Regions from separate parts of the Homo sapiens genome. Here all the other regions are linked to region 2. The links are chromatin loops, found by intact Hi-C in ENCODE. Cell type or tissue: IMR-90. All regions are shown on one strand. Region 1 overlaps PCSK5 (proprotein convertase subtilisin/kexin type 5). Region 2 overlaps PCSK5 (proprotein convertase subtilisin/kexin type 5). Region 3 overlaps PCSK5 (proprotein convertase subtilisin/kexin type 5).

The links. Peaks named below come from ENCODE experiments on the same cell type or tissue, not always from the same donor. Only the 100,000 strongest peaks of a DNase experiment are listed, where the experiment ranks them.
Region 1: a loop joins it to region 2, with 2.7 times the contacts of the local background. A loop is called at or near these places in 2 of 110 quality-filtered maps.
Region 3: it touches region 2 in a loop (2.7-fold over the local background); 3 of 110 quality-filtered maps call a loop at or near these places.

The regions. Positions count from the first base shown.
Region 1 is chr9:76,158,503-76,166,502 of GRCh38, reverse strand. It overlaps PCSK5 (proprotein convertase subtilisin/kexin type 5), which reads right to left. Exons shown (of 38, transcript NM_001372043.1): 12 at 7,332-7,520. Among named protein-coding and RNA genes, the nearest start is that of RFK, 230 kb to the left of the region's middle. In IMR-90, no CTCF peak of the experiment used is centred here; DNase peaks (open chromatin) are centred at 3,222 and 4,782; H3K27ac peaks cover 2,137 bases.
Region 2 is chr9:76,299,173-76,307,172 of GRCh38, reverse strand. It overlaps PCSK5 (proprotein convertase subtilisin/kexin type 5), which reads right to left. Exons shown (of 38, transcript NM_001372043.1): 28 at 4,956-5,036. Among named protein-coding and RNA genes, the nearest start is that of RFK, 91 kb to the left of the region's middle. In IMR-90, a CTCF peak has its summit at 4,021 (motif pointing right); a DNase peak (open chromatin) is centred at 4,042.
Region 3 is chr9:76,177,100-76,185,099 of GRCh38, reverse strand. PCSK5 (proprotein convertase subtilisin/kexin type 5) reads right to left here. Exons shown (of 38, transcript NM_001372043.1): 15 at 5,402-5,504; 16 at 3,509-3,702; 17 at 343-427. Among named protein-coding and RNA genes, the nearest start is that of RFK, 210 kb to the left of the region's middle. In IMR-90, no CTCF peak of the experiment used is centred here; DNase peaks (open chromatin) are centred at 3,549, 3,929 and 4,339; H3K27ac peaks cover 1,114 bases.

The DNA of each region.
Region 1 (8,000 bases), 140 kb after region 2:
TGGATTAGCAGACCCTACGTTTCTTCCCTTCCACCCTTTCCTGTCCACCTTTGAAAGTCATTTCATTGCTACCAATCACTTTCAAATCACATCGGGCACAAAAATTAAATATAAACTGACTGCCAAGAAGAAATATCCACAAATCAGAATTCAAGTAAGTGTTTCAAAGCCCAAACATAAATGAGCTCTGTCTATGTGGCTAAGCAGTTTTCCACCCCCTGGTCTCTTCACATTATTCAGAGTTGGAATGTTCATTAATTTCATGTGAATATAAGAGTTGAGGAGAGGAATGAAAATGCAGCCAAACACAACCATCACATTTTGCTGAAAGAGTTGATGGGGAAAAAAAAACAGGCACCAATGGTTGTTGTATCACCTAACTGGGCTTTACATTGCTAGTTTCATTCCGTCCTTTATAAGTACACATTGTTGTGTGTTTTAACTTGGATTCAATACTTCAGCTACTTCTTATTTTCTACCATTGTAACATTAAAGGAAACTGCATCTCTGCATAAAACAAAAGGTAATATAGCTTGTAGGTTTGCTTTGCATTGCAAAGAACATACTTGCTTAAGACAATCAAGTGTCGAACCATGGACACCTGCTACGGAGATTCCAATTGTGGGATCTTCTTTTATCAACTAAAAAGCTTAATGCCCAGCGTGAACATCCACGCTGTGCCAACAGTGAAGAGATCAGACACATGCCAACATTATTAGTGTGGGTAAAATGTCAATAAAGCAGAGCCAGTGTGCTGAAAGCCTAAGTACATTAACTCCATGCCTTTATCCACTTCTCTTGCAGTGAAATTCTGTCCTGTCAAAGTTGACTTCATAATCACGTGCTCGATGAAATGATATATGCATGCGATGGCACAAATTATGCATCCAGTTATTGAAATGGTGCCCCACAGCCCTATCCCTGCAAGTGGTTTCCAAATAAATTACTTTGGATGAAGCCTGGTAGAAAAGATGACCATCAAGTGTAGTATATCCTTTTGAGGAATTAACTCAGGAAATAACTTACATAATTACTGTAAGCTTTATTTCCCTTCCTCTTAAAGAGTCTAGTGAATGTATCAAGGCCACAGCATTCTTCTGTGATGTTATGGCAACTAAATAACAAGATGTTTTATAAATACTGACAGCTATGTGTTATCATATAATTATTTCTAAAATTGTAAATGGATCTTAATTTCAGAATCATCCACTACTATTCAAATGGTATTTATGTCCACTACAGAACTAGACATCAGGCTAATATTCCTGGAAATTTTCTCTTTTCTCTCTTCTATTTTTTATTTTTTTAAAGTGATTCATTACAATTTAAGGTAGAGCTTGAAGAACTCATTTGGCTCCACTGTAGTTGAGTTTTTGGTTTTCTTTAGATGTTTGGTTTTTGTAAGTTTTAAATAATTTCTTCTGATACAGGGTATTTAAAACATACTATTTGCTTTTTCTCTCTTTCCTAATCTCAATTACTTCTTTAAGAAAGATTGAGAAGGAGAAAGGAACTGGTTCTAGAGGTCTGTAATACCTAAAATGATAAGTTTTTTTTTTTTTGGTAAAAAACCTTCCAATATGCAAGCTATTATCAATTCATTCACCAACCCCAAAATGCATTCCTTCTTGTGGGTACATAAGTACTTAATCTTCCTCAAGATTTAATTCATTTTAGAGTAGATGGCTTTTATTGAAATATCTGTTTTATATTATAAGCCCCTTTGTAATTTCCTTGCACAGCATCCAGCAGCATACTGCTCCCAAGTCTTTTGATGACACAAAAGTAATAAGAATGTGTATGAAAAAGCTGGATGATCTTTTAAATCCTTGCTATTTAAAGTGTGGTCTGTGGACAGGCAGCTTCAGGATCACCTGGGAGCTTATTAGAAATGCACATCCTTGGACCTCACCGCAGACTGATAGAATTAGACTTTTTGGGAGAGGGACCCAGCCAACTGCATTTGATAGAGTCATGTACCAGGTGCTTGGAGAAGCACTGTGTAAATAAGAGTTACCACTTATTAAGTGCTTACTATGCTAGGCACTGTGCTAAGTATGTAACTGTACGTGATCTTAATACGTGTACCAACCAACCCTGTGAGGTATATACTATTACATCTATTTTATAAATGAGGAAATTAGGCTTTCTAAATTGAAACACAGATATCAGTGAAGTCAAGAAAAACCCAGCTCTGTCTAACTCCAAAGGCTGTACCTTCTTTTGAATGAAGGAAGAAGGTTCACGTGGTTGGGTGTTACTGGAATGTAAAACATTCACTGCAAAAGTGTAATTTTTACTGCAACCCACAGATGCATTTATATACCATGATGCCTTACAAATGTCAATAGTCTGTCATTGAACATTTGGGTAGGGAAGTGACAGAAATGACTGAAGCATAAACACTACATTTAAAATATATTTAATTATAGGACTCCATAGGTTTTGCAGATTAGAAAGTATACCTTCTCTCCATTTAAGGCCATAATTAGAAGCAGAGATATTCATCTGTAATTAAATTTAGAAAGGGAGGCAAAGTTTCACCTTTCAATCGAGGCCAAAATTTGGAACAGAGGGCCAGTACATCTAAGCTAAATCTAAAACTCAATAAGGGAGATTCAGGAAAAAAAAAAAAAAAAAAAAGACAGCTTTTTATAATTCTAACAGATGCAGCTGAAGAAAGAATCTGCTGGGATAAGCTTTTGTTTGAAAAATTTTGACACAGGCAGACTTTGAATGTGTCATAGTATATAGGCTTATATCTAAAGTTGCTCTCATCTAAAAACATTTTCAAAGGACCCAAGCCCACCTGGCTTCTCCCTACACACTCGACCTCCATGCTCTTTATGGAAGTAAATCACTTGCTGTGAATATTCAATTTGCCTTTTTGTTAGGCAGGGTATACAGGCCAAGGGGAGAACCAAGAGGGTGGGAGGGCAGGGGAAGAGCAAAGGAAAGTCCATTCTAGGACTTCTCCATTGACCCACGGCACACACCCACTGAATGATCCACGGGGCTTGCCAGGGGAGCATGCACGCCGGGCTAATGGGGCACAGAGCTCAAGCTGGACTGGAGTTCTGAATGCTGCTGAGTGCCTTCCAGCGCTTAGCACCTGCAGATGCTTGGGGAAACTGTTCCTCCTCCAACAGCTGTTCTTCACAGGAGTTCAGGCAAGTGCCCGTCAGCCAGGACAGGGAGCCACTGAGGGGCTCCAGACGGCCCACACAGACTACATCAACGTGTTCAGCACTTCTCAGAAAACAGACTTTCAAGGAATTCCTGTGGTGAGGAGATAAACAATTCTGAAGAAATTCCTCACTGAAATGTCTAAGTAAATGAGGACTTCTGGAAAGCCAACCATAAATAGTGACCATAGTTTCAGGTCCCCAGATAGGACGTATATTTTGTCAATACTGAAAAGGAGAGCACTGTCCTCTGGACTCTCCCCCTCTGCTTCATCCTCATTGTCTGGTCTCTGGTTTTTTCATTGCAAAGGAGAGGTGATGCCAAGTGAGCCTCCAGATTCTGGTTCCTTCTCCCAGGAGCCAACACGCAGCCTGCTGTGAGTAAGCCATGGAGCAGAGGAGCTGCTTCAAAGGCCTTGGGGAGTTTTCCACGTTGGCTGCCAGGCTAGTTAAGTGTGCAGTGTTGGAAATTCTAATTCGGGATGAAAAGAATCACCCCTACCCCCAGAGGGGTAGGACAGATAAAATGAGGAAAAGTCTGCCACAAGAAGCCAACATCTGCATCTCAAACCACCTCTGCTAGGGAAACATTGTTTTAAACTTTTCAGAATTCTTATTTAAGAAAAAAATCTTTGTTCTTTGCTTTACATGGTCCTCCTGAGAAATCTTGACTTCTCTGAAAAAAAGACAAGGGTCTGGCAGGGGAAATATTTATTGCTCTTACCAATCATCTCTGGCAAATTCCTTCTAAAACCTGACCTCTTCATTTTTTTTCCCCACCACAGAGACGGACTGCCTTGCATACCAACATGAAGGACACCAGGACCAAAGCAGGCCTTTGCTTCACCTCCTCTCCACCCCTTTCTGTGCCCTTGTTCCCAGCTCTCCATTCTGGGAATGTGCTTTGAAATGGGGCCAAGGTGAGAGGGCATGAGGCCTCCTTGCCACTAGGTCAGAGACTGAGAGGTTTTGAGGAGAAGTTTCCTCTAATGAAATGAAAGCTTCAGAATACTCCAGATGGATAGAGTGCCAAAAGAAACTGTCTTTCTTTAGCTGCCTCGGTAGGAGGGACGCTACCAGTGTCAAGCACAGCAGGAACGGGGGAGCCAGGCCTTGGAAGGTGGCCATTCATGGTTTTGGGACTGGGTGCAGCTGTTTCACATGGAAAGGGTCAGCTGCTCAGAGCAATAATTCTGCAGAGCTTGTAGACAAATGAATTCACAATATCCTTTACATCTCTTGGGGTCTCCAGCCCCCTCCAATCTCCAGGCTCTCTACCTCCCTTCAGTGGCTACTTATTTTCAGGACTGAGATGGAGGATAAACGAGAGCCACACTTGAAGAAACTGCTCCAGACCAAGAAGACACATTCTGGGAGCAAACTTTATTCCCAGGTGGTCTTGATGAGGGAGACTGAGGTGCGCTATAGGAGTGCCGGTCACCGCACGTCGGAAATGCCTGTTTCTTTTCTCCGACACAAGTCACGCAGCACTCTTGTGTTCAGCACTTTGCAAAGAGCAAAGCAGATGTTGGCTGTTGAAGAATGCATGCGAGCCTGAAGCCAGCAACACTGCAATCCACCAAATGCCTGTGATGGAATCCATAGCTCCTCTGCTCACAAGTTTCCTCACTGACGTCATTTCAGGGGAAGCCAAAAATAAATAGCGGAATATGCAGGAAGAGCCCAGACAGGCTGAAGAGGTTGAGTTTTTCAAGCAAACAGCAACAGCGGAGGGACTGTTTCTCTACAAGGAAGGGGGCTCGGGGGAACACGATCCACACATGTGAAGCAAACCTTTGCACTTCACAGTATTTCACCAGGATACATTTTCAAGTTAAACCCAGATGAATAATGGTAAAGAAAAAAAAAAAAAGCAAGAAATAAAGGCCTTCCCTAGCTTCGGTAACCACAGCTGGAGAGACTTTCATTAATCACGTAATTGTGTATCTGAAGTTTTGCTTGCTGGAAAGAAACCTCAGGCAGGTACCTGCAATTACCCTGCAGGCGGCCTGCTGAGGGCTCTTTGTCTGCAGTGGGAGGAGGACATGAGGAAGTGCCCAGCGATCCTATGCTGAGGAATCCTTATGTTCCTTGCACCTGCATACACTTATTGTGGCAAAGCTGCACATCACATTTAAAGTACTAAACCCAGGTTTCCCATACACTAATGGAAGACGTCAGATTTGAAAGAACACAGCAAGTCTAAGCACAGAAATAAAATGCACATGAAGATTTCAGATTCCGGGCTGCACGCAGTGGCTCATGCCTGTAATCCCAGCACTTTGGGAGGCCAAGGCAAGAGGATCACTTGAGGTTGGGAGTTCAAGACCAGCCTGGCCAACATGGTGAAACCCCGTCTCTACTAAAAATACAAAAATTAGCTGGCTGTGGTGGCGTGTGCCTGTAATCCCAACTACTGGAGAGGCTCAGGCAGGAGAATTGCTTGAACCCAGGAGGTGGAGGATGCAGTGAGCCGAGATTGTGCCAACACTGCACTCCAGCCTGGGCAACAGAGCAAGACTCCATCTCAAAAAAGAAAAAAAAAAAAGATATCAGATTCTGTACTCCTAGTTGCTATAAGCCAGAAAAGTTATTGTTCTCTCCTTTTCTCACTGTCCTATAGTAGATGAAGTTAGGGATTTTTAAAAGCAACTGGCAAGTTCGGTCTCACTGTTGGCCGTGCAGACTTTCATGGGCCTCTTGCCTCTCAACACCTCTGGCCTGTTGTTAGTGTTCTAACAAAGATCACCTCTGCCATGGTCACCTGGTGTGTGGACAAGTGGCTATGTCTATATAAAAGGTTGACTTTCATTTGAACTATATATGCCACTGATAAGAAAGTTTTTGCTCCCATTAAATGTTCTTCTGAGAGAAAAAAAAATCAAAGAAGCTTTAGGCTTTGGGCTGTGGTTTGTCATTTAGAACCACCATGAGAACGAGGATCACAAGAAAAGCTGACATCTCCCCTCTCCGGTCCCACTTGCTAACAACTTTCTCCCATGCTCCCAACCACTCAAAAAGCCAAGGGAGCAAAAGAAAATGAGTGATAGAACATTCTGGCCACATTGTCTCAGCAGGATCTTGGCCTGTACAAAATACAGTTACTTATATGCTGGGGAAGTGTTTTGGAGGAAGCAGGGAGGAGAGGCTAACAAGCGAAACTGAATACCCTCTAGGGCAATAAAGACTGAAGAGTCAGCTGGGCGCGGTGGCTCATGCCTGTAATCCCAGCACTTTGGGAGGCCGAGGCGGATGGATCACGAGGTCAGGAGATCGAGACCATCCTGGTCAACGTGGTGAAACCCCGTCTCTACTGAAATACAAAAAACTAGCCAGGCATGGTGGGGCACGGCTGTACTCACAGCTACTCAGGAGGCTGAGGTAGGGGAATCGCTTGAACCTGGGAGGCGATGACTGCAGTGAGCCGAGATCACACCACCGCACTCCAGCCTGGAGACAGAGTGAGACTCCGTCTCTCAAAAAAAAAAAAAAAAAAAAAAAGGACTGAAGAGGCAACCTTAAAAACAGGGGTGAGCAAACCATAATCCTCAGGCCAAATCTAGCCTGCGCCTCTCAGTAAGTGAAGTTTGATTTGGCACACAGGCACCCGTATTCATTTATATTGTCTAGGTGGCTTCTGTACTCGAATGGCAGAGTTGAGTAGTTGGGATAAAGACCTGGCTTACACAGCTCAACACATTTATTGTCTGGCTCTGTGCAGAAAAAATCTGTTAACACCTGCTTTAAAAAATTAGAATTTCCTTTAAGTTTTGAAAGTAAGTGCTTGGGCAAGAGAATTCGGTTAATCTGTAACGAATGACAACAGATACTTAATGGTGGGGGAGGGGATATCAGAGGCCTTACGAGTTAGTGCTCTGCAATTCTTTTGTAGGATCAAGAACAAGTGGCCTTCAATTTTTCTACTGCATCCTTTTCTTAGCCAACTATTAAATGCCCCACTTTTCCACATCTACAGATTATAGGCAGCTTCACACTCTCTACTTATGAGCAGTGAGATCCTGACATCTAAGCACCCCCTCTGCTGGTTCCCAGGTTAGGTGAAAGCAGCAGCTGTTCCCTTCTACCTAAGGAATAGCCGAGTGTCGCTGTGACTACTACACTGGTGGGCAGAGACCACTGCTGTACCTGTTGGCCAAAAGCTGAGACCTAGTTCCAGAGGGCGAGGTCAGGTAGATGGCCAGGTCTCCTCTCCTGGGGTGGGTGATGGTGATGCGCACAACGACGTGCTCCAGGTAGTTGACATGGCGGTTGGGGTTATCCGAGCAGCCTGAAGCTTTGTAGATGGAGCGCACTGCACTGTTAGGGCGGATTGTCCTGTAACAGAGAGAGATGGAGAGTTTGAGCAAATGACATCACAGAGCTCAGGTGAGTGAACCTGGAGGCATGGAATAAATACACAATGTAAGATAAGCAGCTGATAGCTGGATACTAAACAACAGTGCTATCACCAAAATAACTGGGTCACTGAAAGGATTACCAGTTAGTGGGAAAGATGCAAGGGAGAGGTGAAAAAGGAACAAGGTTCTTTCATCTTCATGAAGGTAATAGATCTCAAACTGAGTATGCATTGATGTCAGCTTGTTAAAACACAGATTGCTGGCCCCAGAGTGTATGATTGAGTAGGTCTGGGATGGATCTCAAGAATTTGCATTTCTAACAAGTTCCCAGGTGATAGTGACGTAGCTGATCTATGGAATACACTGTGAGAACCACTTACTGTGGTACAGTGGAGGCTTGGGGATTAGCATAAAGGGGGTTCACATCCCTTGCTCTGTAACCCACCAGCACATTCTT
Region 2 (8,000 bases):
AACTCTCAGAATCCTACTTTCCTTGTCTCTAAAATGAGAGAAAATAATTCTGCCCTTATAGGATTGTTGTGAAGACTAAATGAGATAATACGTGTCAAGTGCTTAACATAGGGGCACATGGATACAGTAATTAAACTCTCAGAATCCTACTTTCCTTGTCTCTAAAATGAGAGAAAATAATTCTGCCCTTATAGGATTGTTGTGAAGACTAAATGAGATAATACGTGTCAAGTGCTTAACATAGGGGCACATGGATACAGTAATTAAACTCTCAGAATCCTACTTTCCTTGTCTCTAAAATGAGAGAAAATAATTCTGCCCTTATAGGATTGTTGTGAAGACTAAATGAGATAATACGTGTCAAGTGCTTAACATAGGGGCACATGGATACAGTAATTAAACTCTCAGAATCCTACTTTCCTTGTCTCTAAAATTAGAGAAAATAATTCTGCCCTTATAGGATTGTTGTGAAGACTAAATGAGATAATACGTGTCAAGTGCTTAACATAGGGGCACATGGATACAGTAATTAAACTCTCAGAATCCTACTTTCCTTGTCTCTAAAATGAGAGAAAATAATTCTGCCCTTATAGGATTGTTGTGAAGACTAAATGAGATAATACGTGTCAAGTGCTTAACATAGGGGCACATGGATACGGTAATTAAACTCTCAGAATCCTACTTTCCTTGTCTCTAAAATGAGAGAAAATAATTCTGCCCTTATAGGATTGTTGTGAAGACTAAATGAGATAATACGTGTCAAGTGCTTAACATAGGGGCACATGGCTACAGTAATTAAACTCTCAGAATCCTACTTTCCTTGTCTCTAAAATGAGAGAAAATAATTCTGCCCTTATAGGATTGTTGTGAAGACTAAATGAGATAATACGTGTCAAGTGCTTAACATAGGGGCACATGGCTACAGTAATTAAACTCTCAGAATCCTACTTTCCTTGTCTCTAAAATGAGAGAAAATAATTCTGCCCTTATAGGATTGTTGTGAAGACTAAATGAGATAATACGTGTCAAGTGCTTAACATAGGGGCACATGGATACAGTAATTAAACTCTCAGAATCCTACTTTCCTTGTCTCTAAAATGAGAGAAAATAATTCTGCCCTTATAGGATTGTTGTGAAGACTAAATGAGATAATACGTGTCAAGTGCTTAACATAGGGGCACATGGATACAGTAATTAAACTCTCAGAATCCTACTTTCCTTGTCTCTAAAATGAGAGAAAATAATTCTGCCCTTATAGGATTGTTGTGAAGACTAAATGAGATAATACGTGTCAAGTGCTTAACATAGGGGCACATGGATACAGTAATTAAACTCTCAGAATCCTACTTTCCTTGTCTCTAAAATGAGAGAAAATAATTCTGCCCTTATAGGATTGTTGTGAAGACTAAATGAGATAATACGTGTCAAGTGCTTAACATAGGGGCACATGGATACAGTAATTAAACTCTCAGAATCCTACTTTCCTTGTCTCTAAAATGAGAGAAAATAATTCTGCCCTTATAGGATTGTTGTGAAGACTAAATGAGATAATACGTGTCAAGTGCTTAACATAGGGGCACATGGATACAGTAATTAAACTCTCAGAATCCTACTTTCCTTGTCTCTAAAATGAGAGAAAATAATTCTGCCCTTATAGGATTGTTGTGAAGACTAAATGAGATAATACGTGTCAAGTGCTTAACATAGGGGCACATGGATACAGTAATTAAACTCTCAGAATCCTACTTTCCTTGTCTCTAAAATGAGAGAAAATAATTCTGCCCTTATAGGATTGTTGTGAAGACTAAATGAGATAATACGTGTCAAGTGCTTAACATAGGGGCACATGGATACAGTAATTAAACTCTCAGAATCCTACTTTCCTTGTCTCTAAAATGAGAGAAAATAATTCTGCCCTTATAGGATTGTTGTGAAGACTAAATGAGATAATACGTGTCAAGTGCTTAACATAGGGGCACATGGATACAGTAATTAAACTCTCAGAATCCTACTTTCCTTGTCTCTAAAATGAGAGAAAATAATTCTGCCCTTATAGGATTGTTGTGAAGACTAAATGAGATAATACGTGTCAAGTGCTTAACATAGGGGCACATGGATACAGTAATTAAACTCTCAGAATCCTACTTTCCTTGTCTCTAAAATGAGAGAAAATAATTCTGCCCTTATAGGATTGTTGTGAAGACTAAATGAGATAATACGTGTCAAGTGCTTAACATAGGGGCACATGGATACAGTAATTAAACTCTCAGAATCCTACTTTCCTTGTCTCTAAAATGAGAGAAAATAATTCTGCCCTTATAGGATTGTTGTGAAGACTAAATGAGATAATACGTGTCAAGTGCTTAACATAGGGGCACATGGATACAGTAATTAAACTCTCAGAATCCTACTTTCCTTGTCTCTAAAATGAGAGAAAATAATTCTGCCCTTATAGGATTGTTGTGAAGACTAAATGAGATAATACGTGTCAAGTGCTTAACATAGGGGCACATGGATACAGTAATTAAACTCTCAGAATCCTACTTTCCTTGTCTCTAAAATGAGAGAAAATAATTCTGCCCTTATAGGATTGTTGTGAAGACTAAATGAGATAATACGTGTCAAGTGCTTAACATAGGGGCGCAGTAAATTGTAGTTCCTTCAGCTTCCTGTTGATTCTCTCCTGCCACCATTCCACTCCCTTTCTGAGGCTTGTTTTACTCCCCTCTTCCTTCCCTCTGGTTTCATACCTGGGTGGCCTGCTCAGCTTCTGTGATGACAATCATGGATACAAAGCTGATGAGCCTTGCCATAGATGAAACTAGATTCAAATACAGATGATAGAAAGGTACATACATAGATAGGATGGATAGACACAGATATGCGGATAGATGCAAATACAGGTGGAGATGGAGATATAAATGATTAGGCTGCCAGGCTGGGTAGTTGGTTTTTTCCTAGCTTGGAGATAAAAATTTACCCTGGCTTTCTTTTATTTTTTGAGACAGAGTCTCGCTCCATCACCTAGGCTGGAGTGCAGTGGTGCAATCTTGGCTCACTGCAACCTTCACCTCCCAGGTTCAAGCGATTCTCTGGTCTCAGCCTCCCAAGTAGCTGGGATTACAGGTGCCTGCCACCAAGCCTGGCTAATTTTTGTATTTTTAGTAAAGATGGGGTTTCACCATTTTGCCCGGGCTGGTCTTGAACTCCTGACCTCAGGTGGTCCACCCGCCTTGGTCTCCCAAAGCGCTGGGATTACAGGTGTGAGCCACTGCAGCCAGCCCCCTGGTTTTCCAATACACTAATTAAAGCTGATGATTGACTGATGTATTCTCTCTGGGGCATCTGCTAAGGGCTGAATTTAGCCTTGTGCAGAGCCACCTTGGCCACAGGATTGTCACAAAGGTGTTCCGCATGCCTCTCAAAGTAACCGATTCTGTCCCCGAGGGCTTTTTAAAACTGCAGTATCACTCAGCCCCAAAGAGAAGGCAGCCGAAAGGCAAGCAACAATCCTGTTGCTAATAGTCAGATGCTCACTGAATGGCTGAGAGCAGTTGTTCAAAGAATAATAAGGCAACAATATTAATCAGACAGTGAACACCGTGCAAATCTTCAATGTTCTATGTCCAGGCTTCAGGCTGATTTTCCTTTGATGTTATCATGTATATACTAAAATATATTTATAAAGACATGAGTTTTCATCAATTTTCTCATATTTGTATAAGTTTTAATGTCTATATCTACAAATATGCACATATTTATAATTACATGTATCTCACGTTCTGGCAATTTGGTATTTTACTGCATACTCCTGGTATGAAATTCTGTAATGTCAGCCAAGCACGGTGGCTTATGTCTATAATCCCAGCAATCTGGGAGGCCAAGGTGGGAGGATAGCTTGAAGCCAAGAGTTTGAGACCAGCCTGGACAACATGGTGAAACCTTGTCCCTTAAAAAATAATAACAAATAAAAATAAAATAAAATTCTGTAATGTCTTCATATGTCCACCAGAGGGAGATCTGTACAAGCAGTTAACTTAGCAATTAGGCCTGGGCAGGGCATAAAGTCCTCCTCAGCAAGAGTTCTTTATCATAAAAGATTGGGGACTTAATCTCAACAAGTAAATTTTAACCGTGATCATAGTTTCTCTTTTTCCAACTTTGGAAATTCTAGACTGGACAGGACCACAAAAAAAAAAAAAAAAAAAAAAAAGAACCACTTTGACCCAGAAAGTGCAGTGTCCATTCTTCAGAAATGACTGTAGCTAAACTATATAAAGCAAGGGGTTCATTTATTGTATTTATTTTTTATTTAATACATAATTCACTCATGGTGCAAAATGGAGAAAAGGCATGTACTGTGATGTCTCTCTCCCAATCCCTTCTCCACCCTTTTTCATACAAGCTGTATCTATTCACACGGTTTATCACCTTGCCTGTAAAGTAAACAAGCAATATATTTGGAAATCATTCTTTATCAGTACAGAAAGAACCTCTTCCTTTTGGTGGCTCCATAGTATTCTATTGTATGAATACATCGACTTTATTTCTCTCATCTCCTGCTGGTAACCACTTAGTTTTTTCCAGTCTTTGTGATTTCAAACAATGCTGCGGTGACTGGGAAGGCAGAGGTGCTTCCTTAGCCTATTAAAGTTCTGCAAGGACAGAGGCTTTTCTTGATAGCCTCTGCCAGCCATGACCATTTAGCTCGTCACGAATATCCTTATCTGTTACAGAAATCTCCACTGCGGAACTTCTCACAGTCTTCCCTCTGAGTGCCCACTGATATGTTGTGTTTATTGCCCCTCCTGTCTCCAACTTTTTCTAATGACCTCTGCATCTCTGCACCCCATTTGCTTCTGGCCTCCCAGCTTCTTGGGGTGATTTCTCCACGGAGACCATCTCCAGAGATAGTCTCTGCTGCTGTGATTGTTGCCTCCCTATTTCCCTGTTACCTCTTTTGATTTGAACTTTCCACCTTCGTCGCTCCTGCAGCAGGCTCTTCACCACAGATAGGTTTGCAGTGGACACAGCTTCTTTTTTATTAAAAAAAAAAGTGTTTAGTTTTTTTTTAATGCAAAAAGGATAAAGAAGATAAACTTCACCTATAAACCCACCACCCAGAAATGTCTGCTGTGTATACTGTGGTACATGGATGTCTCATCTTCATATTGAGTGTGTGAGTATAATTACATCTATGTATAGATGTGTCATCATTTATAGCTTCTGTACACATAAGACTGACCCTGAACACTGCATTTAACACTATAAATCTCGTAGGTATTTTCTCTTGTCATTAGCATTCCTTGTAAACATCATTTTTTTTTTCCACGAGGAGTCTTGCTCTGTTTCCCAGGCCAGAGTGCGGTGGCGCCATCTCAGCTTGTTGCAGCCTCTGGCTCCCAGGTTCAAGCGATTCTCCTGCCTCAGCCTCCCAAGTAGCTGGGACTATAGGCAAGCACCGCCATGCCTGGCTAGTATTTTGTATTTTTAGTAGAGATGGGGTTTCACCGTGTTGGCCAGGTTGGTCTCAAACTCCTGGACTGACGTGATCTGCCTGCCTTGGCCTCCCAAAGTGCTGGGATTACAGGCATGAGCCACCGTGCCCAGCTGTAAACATCATTTTCAATGGTTTGCATATTTATTTGTATGGATGGTAATTCATTTAGCTTTTTTCTTTTGTTATATTTTTGAGATTGTTCCCTTCTCTTTTTAAAATCGTAAAGCTGCTCTCAACATCTTTGTGAGTATACATTCTTGGCTAAGTCAGGATTCTGCCTATTAGGTATCCCGACTTACCATTATCTGGTGCCTTTTTTTCCAGGGCCATTTCCCTTAGAGCCCTGTTTATCTCTATACCCTCTCAAATGGCTTTCTTTCTTTTCTTTCTTTTTTTTTTTTTTGAGAGAGTCGCGCTCTGTTGCCCAGGCTGGAGTGCAGTGGTGTGATCTCGGCTCACTGCAACCTCCACCTTCCAGGTTCAAGTGATTCTAATGCCTCAGCCTCCCAAGTAGCTGAGACTACAGATGCGTGCCACCACACCTGGCTAATTTTTGTATTTTTAGTAGAGACAGGGTTTCACCATGTTGGCCAGGTTGGTCTTGAATCCTGGCCTCAAGTGATCTGCCCACCTCAGCTTCCCAAAGTCCTGGGATTACATGTGTGAGCCACTGCGCATGGCCCCAAATATTGCTTTCTTTTGTGACCCAGGGAATGCTGCTTTCAAAGCAAACTGGTGTTTCAAGTGTTAAAACTGGACCGAGTCAAATAGTTAGGGAGTAGACGAGACTTTATTGTGTTATATGTGTCCTGAGAGCTTTATATACATTTTCTCATTTCATTCTTAAAATGACTTTGTGTGAGGCAGTTTCATGTTTTCACTTTACAGAGAAGGACACAGGCTCAGAGAGGATGAGTAACTCACTGAAGGTCACACAGCTAGCAAAACACAGAGCTGGGATTTGAATTCATGTGTGCTGTGCCCTAAAGCCTGCATCTGCTAGAGGGTGTAGACATAGGCTTTAGAATTTTTCAGCAATAAATTTGAATTCTGAAGTAATTTGATAGAAGCCAAAATAATGGTGTGCTGGTAAGACAGGTCTCTAGAAAAATGAAAAACCAAAAACCTGATTTGTAGTGTTTCCAATTTCTGTGGTGTAAATACTCCCACCATAGCTAATTTCAAGCTGTCAATGGTTTCACAATCCACTTCCAGAACTCCTGAGTATATAACGATCTGGGCAAGCTGATACAGATGCTTCCTTTGTCCTACTGGCCAAACAGTTAATTACTTACCCAGTGCCATGTGTTTTTTTGCACTCTGTGTTCTGGTAGGTTAAATAACTAAAAATGGTGTACTCATTTCTAAGTGAGACAGCTGTACACATCTATAAAGTCTCTCTAAAAATCAGATTTCCATGGCATCTTTGAAGTTTTCTAAAGTTCAGTGACTATTAGGCAACGTATCTTCCCACTACTGAAGTCGATTTATTTTTTTTCACATGTGAGTGACTTTCAGTGTTTGTGACTAACTCTGGGATTTCAGTCTTTCCCCAAGGATTAGAATTAAGATCAAGAGACAGGCTAGTGATAAATTGTTAGGATGTGGTCACAAACACAAAGCTAATTCACCATGTCTGTGTTCTGTAGATTAGACTATCAGCAGAATATGTAATTAGAACCTGCTATAACATTGTTTTAATCAATGATGGAAATATGAGGTAAGATAAATGTGCAGAAATTACTCCTAGGACTCTCCAGCACTACCGGGGGAAACCACTTAAGAAAATCCAAATGGTTTAACAGTAGCAGAGGAAAGTGCTTCCATTCCCAAAAGTGGCTTCAGGAAACCAGCCGAAGCCATCATCTTCCTTCAAAGCCCGTGGTCTGCCATACCTGAACCTTTCCACCAAGGTTGTGTGATGCTTGAGTCACTGCTGAAGCCATTTGCAGCCTGTCGAATATTATATATTTTTGTTTGTTCGTTTGTTGTTGTTGTTGTTTTAGATGGAGTCTCTCTGTTGCCCAGGCTGGAGTGCTGTGGCACAATCTCAGCTCACTGCAACCTCTGCCTCCTGGGTTCAAGTGATTCTTGCACCTCAGCCTCCTGAGTAGCTGGGATTACAGGTACTGACCACCACGCCCGGCTAATTTTTTTTGTATTTTTAGTAGAGATGAGGTTTCACCATGTTGGCCAGGTTGGTCTCGAACTCCTGACCTCAAGAGATCCACCCGCCTCGGCCTCCCAAAGTGCTGGGATTATAGGCATGAGCTACCACGTCCGGCCTTGAATATTGGTTTTATTCCTGCCATTTAGGGACACTAAATAATTGTCACAATATACTAGTGACCAGGAGAGAGGGTCTGGGGATGATCTATACATTTGTGCAGTGACTTTTTGGTGGCTGAAAAAACAGAGAGTCGAGCACAATCTTTGATTACTTAGTCTTAGCTGGAGGATTTGTCAGGCATTGTCTGATAGGTGGAGGAATCTGCATCCT
Region 3 (8,000 bases), 120 kb after region 2:
AATTCATTGGTATTACCTGCAAAGTAATCCTTGACTGGCACAATGCAGGTTAAAAAGCACAAAGAATGCCTCTCAAATGGCCATTTTTATTGAGTTTTATCTGAGCCATCTTTTCTAAAGAGAATTTATTTGGATATAACCCTTCTTTAGCCAACACAGCATCCCATTTTTCACATATAATAGCAGAGATAATGCAAATAGCAATCAAGTGCTTGAATGGGAGTCAAACCCAGGGTAGATCATAAGAGAGCTGTTTATTTACTTGTTTATCATTTTTTCATTTTATTTACATTGAGAAGCTCTTTGGGCTGTGTTACTTGATAAAATCCTTCACTCTCTTACCTTAACCCATCCCTACATTCTGTACAGTTATGGAATTCAGTACATGTCTTGCAGTTTTCACTGCATTTCCGGCAAAGATTTTTCTCTGTTAAAAAAAAGAGAAAGTTGTAAATCAGTTGGTCAATTGGATTCCATAAAAGCATCAGAGATGTTCTAATGCTTGCTAATGTATGCTACAGTACCTATGGCCTTGACTAGACAATTGCAGGAAAAGCCACAGAATCACTATTTGTTATCATTTCTCAGCAAACCAAGTACAGACAGGAACTGTAACACTGGAAAACACCTTAGACTTCTCTGCCATTTTGCAGACAAGAAAATGATAGCCTAGCTAATTCTTAGTTGAATAGTTTATAGGTCTTTTTTTTTTCTTCTTCTTCCTAGTCTCTCTCCCCAGGAGGGTTTCCTAACTTGCAACAGTGCAAATCCCCCTCATGAAGCTGGGACAACATCACTGTATAGGGATTGAAAGGCAATGCCTGAGACGAAGGAATGGGAATGTAGACCCCCATGCTCATAGCTTTTAGGACTGGTCAGTTGAGCTGAACTAGAGAAGGGAATCTACATTTAAGACTGCAAGGGTAAGGATTGCTTATTTCTAACATTGTTTATTTTAAACACTATTTTAGTGTCTTGCACTTTACAGCTGCAGTGGAATTGGTATAAATGTTATTACAATTCAGATAATATCTCTATTCTGGAGAAATCTATATTCTGGAGAATAGAAATGTATCATTTGAACAAGTATACTGTGAATACTTGCTTTCCTAGTTACTACCAGGTCCATATTGAAAAAAGTTGGCAAATTTATGGTTGTTCTGTGGAGGAAAATATTTGGCATATTAAGAAAGTCCTTCTACCTTAGATAAAATTTTGCTAATGTCTTGGTACCTGCTCTGATATGCAAGTGGATTATATCCATGTGAATTTGTAGAAATGAATGAAGCTTTCTTCATGGGCTTCCATCTGCTCTTTAAATGTTGATGTTCTTCAGGGTTCCATAGAGAAACACAGCTTAGTGGATCCCTGCAAGGGCCTGCTGGATCAAGTCTGAGCCTCTGAGCATGAAATACGAAGCCCCTTACAATCTTAACAGTAGTCATCATACGGTCTCTCTCACTGTCTCATTGAGAACACTGCACATGCATAGAATCTTAACTCAGATGACCTAGATTTGCATTCTGCTTTAAGCACCTCCAGTGGGCAAATTCAGGGTCTCTGTTCTTTTATTCATTAAAATGAGATTACAATGTTACCCACCTCTCTGGTTGTCTTGAGAAGTTAAATAAAATTAATTATTCAAGGGAACGATATGAACTATTAAGCACTGTAAATGTGTTGGCAGTAATTATTACTAGTCATTATCATATGTGATCATCATGTTGTACATAAATGGACTCATTAGAGAGGAAAACTATAACATAAGGCAATTACATAGAAAGAGAGAGATATACAAACCACTTGGATCAACACTTCCTGGTAGCTGAAGTCATAGTTTGAACACCTTAATTATCTACCTTCTAGGCTCTGGAAACAACGGACTCTCAATTACCTTGGTTCTGTCATACAACATTCCAGAATCAAATTTCTTTTTCAAGGCTCAACCTTCCTGATAGAATTTTGACTTTTTTCCTCACAAGGAATACTGCATATTTCTGTGGATTCTTTATGCCCCCTTCTGTCTCCCAATTTCTCCTTTCTCCCTCAAGTCAAATTTCATGTTCTAAATTTTGGGGCAAGCAAGAAAGGCAGAGTCCTTACCCACTGCCCTAAAGGGTAAGTTGAAAGACCCTCTCTGCCTCACAGAGAAATGCTCCTCTTTGAAACCAGAGAGAATTTCACTTCTTAAGAAGCAAGAGTATTCACTTCAGATTTCTTGTCTGATTTTATTTTAAATAACTCTTGTTCTTTTAAACTTGAGTTTTCTCTTTGTCTCCTTAGGTTGTGCAAAAACATGAAATTTCAGTGCCATCATATACCATGGTATGAGGTCCTTGTTAAGAGAAATTATCCAGAACTCAGAAATAAAGGAAAAGATAACTGCAGTCCTTTTCAGAGCCACACTAGAGCACTGTCTAATAGGTCTACCTTAAGACTATTTAATTCTCTAGGGCAATATACCTTCGTCTGTTTGCTAATGATGGCTGATTAGGGCCCAAACTCTGTGTTAAGGTACACATTTTTGTTTGGTAAAGTTGCAAATTACTCCTATTCATTAGAAAAAAAAAACACTCCCCCAAATTCTACTTGTATTGCCATGTAGAAAATTATTAAATTATTCAATTTTGTCTCCAACTTAGCAAAAGGATTTCCATTTTGCCTTTCCTGGTGGACTACAGTACCTGATCATCTTTTAGCCCTATTTGTCACCTTGCAAGTTCCCTCATTAGTGGGTTAAATAAGTCATTGACAAATGTTCATTCTACTCTTAAAAGACAGTCATATTTTTTGAACTTTTTAAAAAGTATATTTTGATATCATACAGGCCTGGTGTCTATTTGGTCAGTATGCAGAAAAGAGCAGCCTGAATGTTGTCCTTAGCAAATCTGCTTGTAAGGTTGGCCCATGGCTGGCACATCTGGGAACTTGAATTTTGGGAGGGTTCCCACTACCCTGAAAAGAGTGGCTCACTTTGTCTAAACTGTTTGTATAAACAATATGGTTTATGGTGAACACCTATTTTCCTTTGAAGACTCTGGAATTTTGGTATGTGTCAGGTCTGACCAGCCCCCAGTGACAACCCTGGGCCCTGAGTCTCTAATGAGGTTCCCTGGTAGACAACATTTCATGCACGTCGTCACGCATTGTTGCACGGGGAAGTGAATATGCCCTGTGTGGCTGAACCTTGTTCCATATGCCTTTTCCCTTTGATGATTTGTTGCTGTAATATCTCCTATCTGTGAGTTCATGAGCACGACTATACCCCAGGCCTTGTGAATACTCCCAGCAAATCACTGAATCTGGGGGTGGTCTTGAGGATACTCTGACAAAGTTATAAGCATTTTTACATGAAGCTTCTAAAGGGTTCTCTTAAAATGAATGAACTAGATCCTGTTTGATATGAAGCACAATTCCAGATTTCACAAAGAGGCTATCCCTCCTGAGGTCACTCAAATGAAAACACCACATTTCTTCTCTAAAACCCAAGTATTTGAAGTGAGCTTACTGGTATCCTGATATGACCCATCAGGGCAGTGAGTAACACAGCTGTTGGTTTCTTCATTCAGAAAGTATCCATATTTGCAGGACATGCATTGGTCACCATGGCTCCCAAAGCAGGACTCACAGTTGGGGGCACACTTCCTGCAGCGCTTCTTGTCGGCGTGGTAGTGGCCAGGGGGGCAGCTGGAGACACAGATCCTGCATTGTGAAACAATAAGAAAGAAGGCAGCGTCATGAGCAAACCAGTCCCCAGCATTCTCTTGGAGGTGCTGAGCAAATGGCTGAGCTCAGCTTCCAAATCACTTTTAAACCAGGATGCCAACACCACATCCAGAGAGCCAGATTGTTTGTTAAACTTCCTCCTGCACAGTGTGCTGAAGTAGCAATGCAGTTACCCAACACCAAATCTACCAAGGACTTGTCAAACCATTTCCTGGTTTGCACCTAGCTCTTGAAAAATGATGATGGTTACAGAGAGGAAGGTTATGGTGGTGAATCAGAGGAAAACTATGTGGGAACCACAACTCTATTCAAAAAGGTCCCTTTAAAAAGGTGTGACTTCTATTTTCGTGTGTTGTTTGTCATATGGATCCTGTATGTGCATGTGTGAGTGGTGGTGGTGGTTGTATGCTGTTGTCTAAATTAATATAAATATATTTAAATTTATGTTGTATATGAGAACACTTAAAAAAAAAAAAAAACTTCCTTGTTTGCCCATAATGGAAGCACAGAGCTTTATTTATCCATTCAACAAATATTTACTGAGCACCAATTAAATATCAGGCATGTTGCTAAGTGCAGGAGATAACAGAGGCTGGGAGATAGCCAAAGTCCTCCTTTCTCTTAAGGAATTTAAATTCCAGCAGACTTACAGCAGGAATTCTTAACACGTCTGGGTCTGTCTGGGGGACTGGAGTATGGAGGAACCGTGTGGCAGCTATGCTTAGTGAGTTTTCGCCTGAAGGAGGAGGGAGAAGGTGGGTGGGGCTGTGGGAGACAAGGGGAGGTCAGGATGAACTCTGATGGGGGCAGTCACCATTCCTTGGCTCTGCCCAGGAAACATATCTGCACAGCTCAAGCAGACACCAGGGGCTCAGAGGCACAGGGTCCACCTTAGTGCCCAGGGCAGAAGAGTGAGATCAAGCAGGACCAACCCCTTTGCCACACTGATGGCCTATGTGCTGGAAAATGTGGAAAAGCATCAGTTTGGCCTGTGCATTGGCATCTTTGTGAAGCCATGAAATCAAACATCAGTGGGGTGGAAAGGACATGAAACTTGTGTGAGATGGGAGGAATAAGTTCAAGAAATCTATTGTACCTCATGATGACTAGAGTTAATAACAATTTATTGTGTACTTGAAAATTGTGACGAGAGTAGTGTTTAAGTGTTCTGGCCACAAAAAAAGATAAGTATGTGAGCTAATGCATATGTTAAATAGCTGGATTTAGTTGTTCCAAAACGTGTGTACGTATGTATATGTGTGTGTGTGTATATATATATATATATACACACACACACATATATATATAAACATCATGTTATGCATTATAAATACATGCAGTTTTTACTTGTCAATTAAAAAAAAAAAAAAGAAAGGTCTGGAGGGGCAGGTGCTTAGCTGGTTCCTCCACCGTCCTCCAAACGTGAGAGAAGACATTTGCAGTTTCACAGCATACATGCACATTTTGCGTTTTGTAACTCAATATAGTTTTCACCATTCTGAATAACACAGGGAGGCAGTCGGCCTGCACAGCAGCCTCTTTTCTATGTTTCGGTCCTGGTGGGAGAATAGTGGAAGATGCCAGTGGCCTGCACACACCCCATGGTATTAGCCTTGCAGGAACTCCTAAGATGCCTGGCACATGCTGTGGGGATGTGACTTGGCACCTCTCTTACCTGGTATTGTTTTTCAGCTTGTAGTAGTAGTGCAAACAGTCATTGCAGTGGTCTGGTCCTGGCCCGTCACAGCCAACCTCACTGCACTCAGGGTCGCAGGGACCTTTCCAAAAGACATTAGAACAATACTTGGAAAAATGATTTTAGAGCAGGTCAGCTTTACCTTGAATTTGGTATAAAAATAAGACTTTTTTTTTTCTTATGCAGAGAGTTTCTTTAAGACAGAGGAATAATTGTCAATGTGGCTTTAGGTCCAGAGATGAGCTCTTGACTTTTTTTGACTTTTGATTCCTAGGCAACCTCAATTACCTAGGTATAAAGAATGTAAATTCTAGTCATGGCCTGGTCTTCAAAGCATATATGGCTGCCTTGTGGTAGATAAATATTTGAGAATTCAAATGAACTGTAGCAACTGGAAAAAAACCAACTGCAATTAAGTATGTGTAATAGTAAAAAGATTGGATTTGTAGAAAAGAGAGAAGTTGTTGACAAAAAAGAAAAAAGCATTATTATTTAACGCCTGGACCAAATGACCTGTCTCATTAAAGCTACTGAATACCTCTGAAATACTGTGGCCAGGAAGAAACACCATTACAGCACCTGGCACAAGCTTATCAGCATCCAGTCTCAGACACAGATAATAGATTTAAAATTGCATCCTACACAAAGGCCAATGGGCAATTCAACAAAAGAAAATGACATATAAATTTAAAAAAAACGCAAGCAAGCTTAAAGGATTCCAGACCTGGGATGAAAGTTCCCAATCTCTCTTACTACATATTCTTTGGTATAGAACTGAAGATAATGAACAGTAAGAAAAAAAAATGCCAGAAAGATGGAGCTATTTTGTGATTGATGAAAAACTTTCTAATGACATGGGCTAGTTATAGAAGTTTTTAATTCTCTTCTTTGTTCTCCATATTCTGGAACATTTGGTCTCATAATCTGCAAACTCTTTCCCACTGAAAATTCATATGATTTTAACTAGCAATAAATATATTGAATGAAATGTACAAATAGTAAGTCAAGGGTAGTAGAAAATCTACTTATTGTAACCCAAAGGACTTACTGTTACACCTTGGTTTCTTTGAGTCATTATGGGACTATGTTTCATAATTAACTGAATCACAGAAACATAAAAAAATGTTAGAACTCGGGTGGAATGACTTAGAGAAAAATCTGGTAGTCAAATACCCTCATTTTACTGATGAAGAAACTGATTTTCCAAGAATTTCAGTGGCTTGCCCAGTATCACATGGTGAGGAGAGGGGATCAACATAGGCCCTGATACTTAGGTAAAAATTCCTGCTTAGATGTAGCAAATCACGTACTAGGGATGACTTCTCCATCTGAATGGAAATAAGTCATTTCAAAATGCTGCAGACTCGAATATACTTCTGATTAACTGCAAGAGTCATTTGACAGCACTGCTTATTTCTATTTTCCCCAAAGCTTCAAATCGATCTCCAAATTCCATAGCTACTGCAACTTGGGACATTTTAGCCATCTGCCATCGTACACCAGGGGAGTGGTGTCTCTGCTGTCTATGGACTGAAGTTCAGCCAGCTGTGATCTCACAGTCCCTTGGATCCAATGACACAGTACGGGAATCTGGTTATGATAACGCCATCTGTGTCTCTAATCTGGCTGACTTCTAAATGAAGGTGAAAATTGCAGCTCCAAAGGAAAGGAGTCATGGGTGGCCCTAAATTTTCACCAGATGACTTCTAGAATTAAAAAAAAAAAAATCCCAAACATTTATTCTTGATATTTGCCAAAAGGGCTCTCACTGTATGGCAAATTCACATACTATGCTGTTTCTTTTATCATCTTAAACTGTCCCAGATGAAGTTTAGCATTGTAGGTTGCAGGATAATAATGCAATAATAGTCTTGGTTCTCTCACAAGTGCCAATATTGATGTTTTAGAGATATAATCAGAAAAACCACAAAGATATATAACTGTTCTGAATCTCAACATTCCAAAATTTGAATGGGAAACATTACCAAAATATGAATAAAGAGTAACAGCTTACTATTATACTCTATTTATGTTTTTTGGATCTACTTTCTCCTATCCGAGAAGACAAAATAGTTTGCTAGTTAAAATATAAATAGCAATGCTATAGGCTCAAAGCAAAACATCACAAAATCTAATACAATCCAGCTCTGATAAGCTCAATTGGTCTTAATTTCAAGCATGTTTATTGATTCTAGGATGCTATCTGTTTAGAATAAAAGTAACTACATGTGTATTTAAGATACTCTGTTCAGGTGGTTAATGAAGTACTTTTATTTTTAGTATTTAGAGGAAAACCTCAGAACTGCAAGAAAAAATATTTCTCATCTAAAGATACATTAAACTTGTATTTATAGTTCTTTTTTTTCTTTTCTTTTCTTTTTTTTTGAGACTGAGTCTCACTCTGTTCCCAGGCTGGAGTGAAGTGGCACGATCCCGGCTCACTACAACCTCCGCCTCCTGAGTTCAAGTGATTCTTGTGCCTCAGCCTCTCCAGTAGCTGGGATTACAGGTGCGTGCCACCACACCCGGCTAATTTCTTTTTGTATTTTTAGTAGAGATGGGGTTTCACCATGTTGCC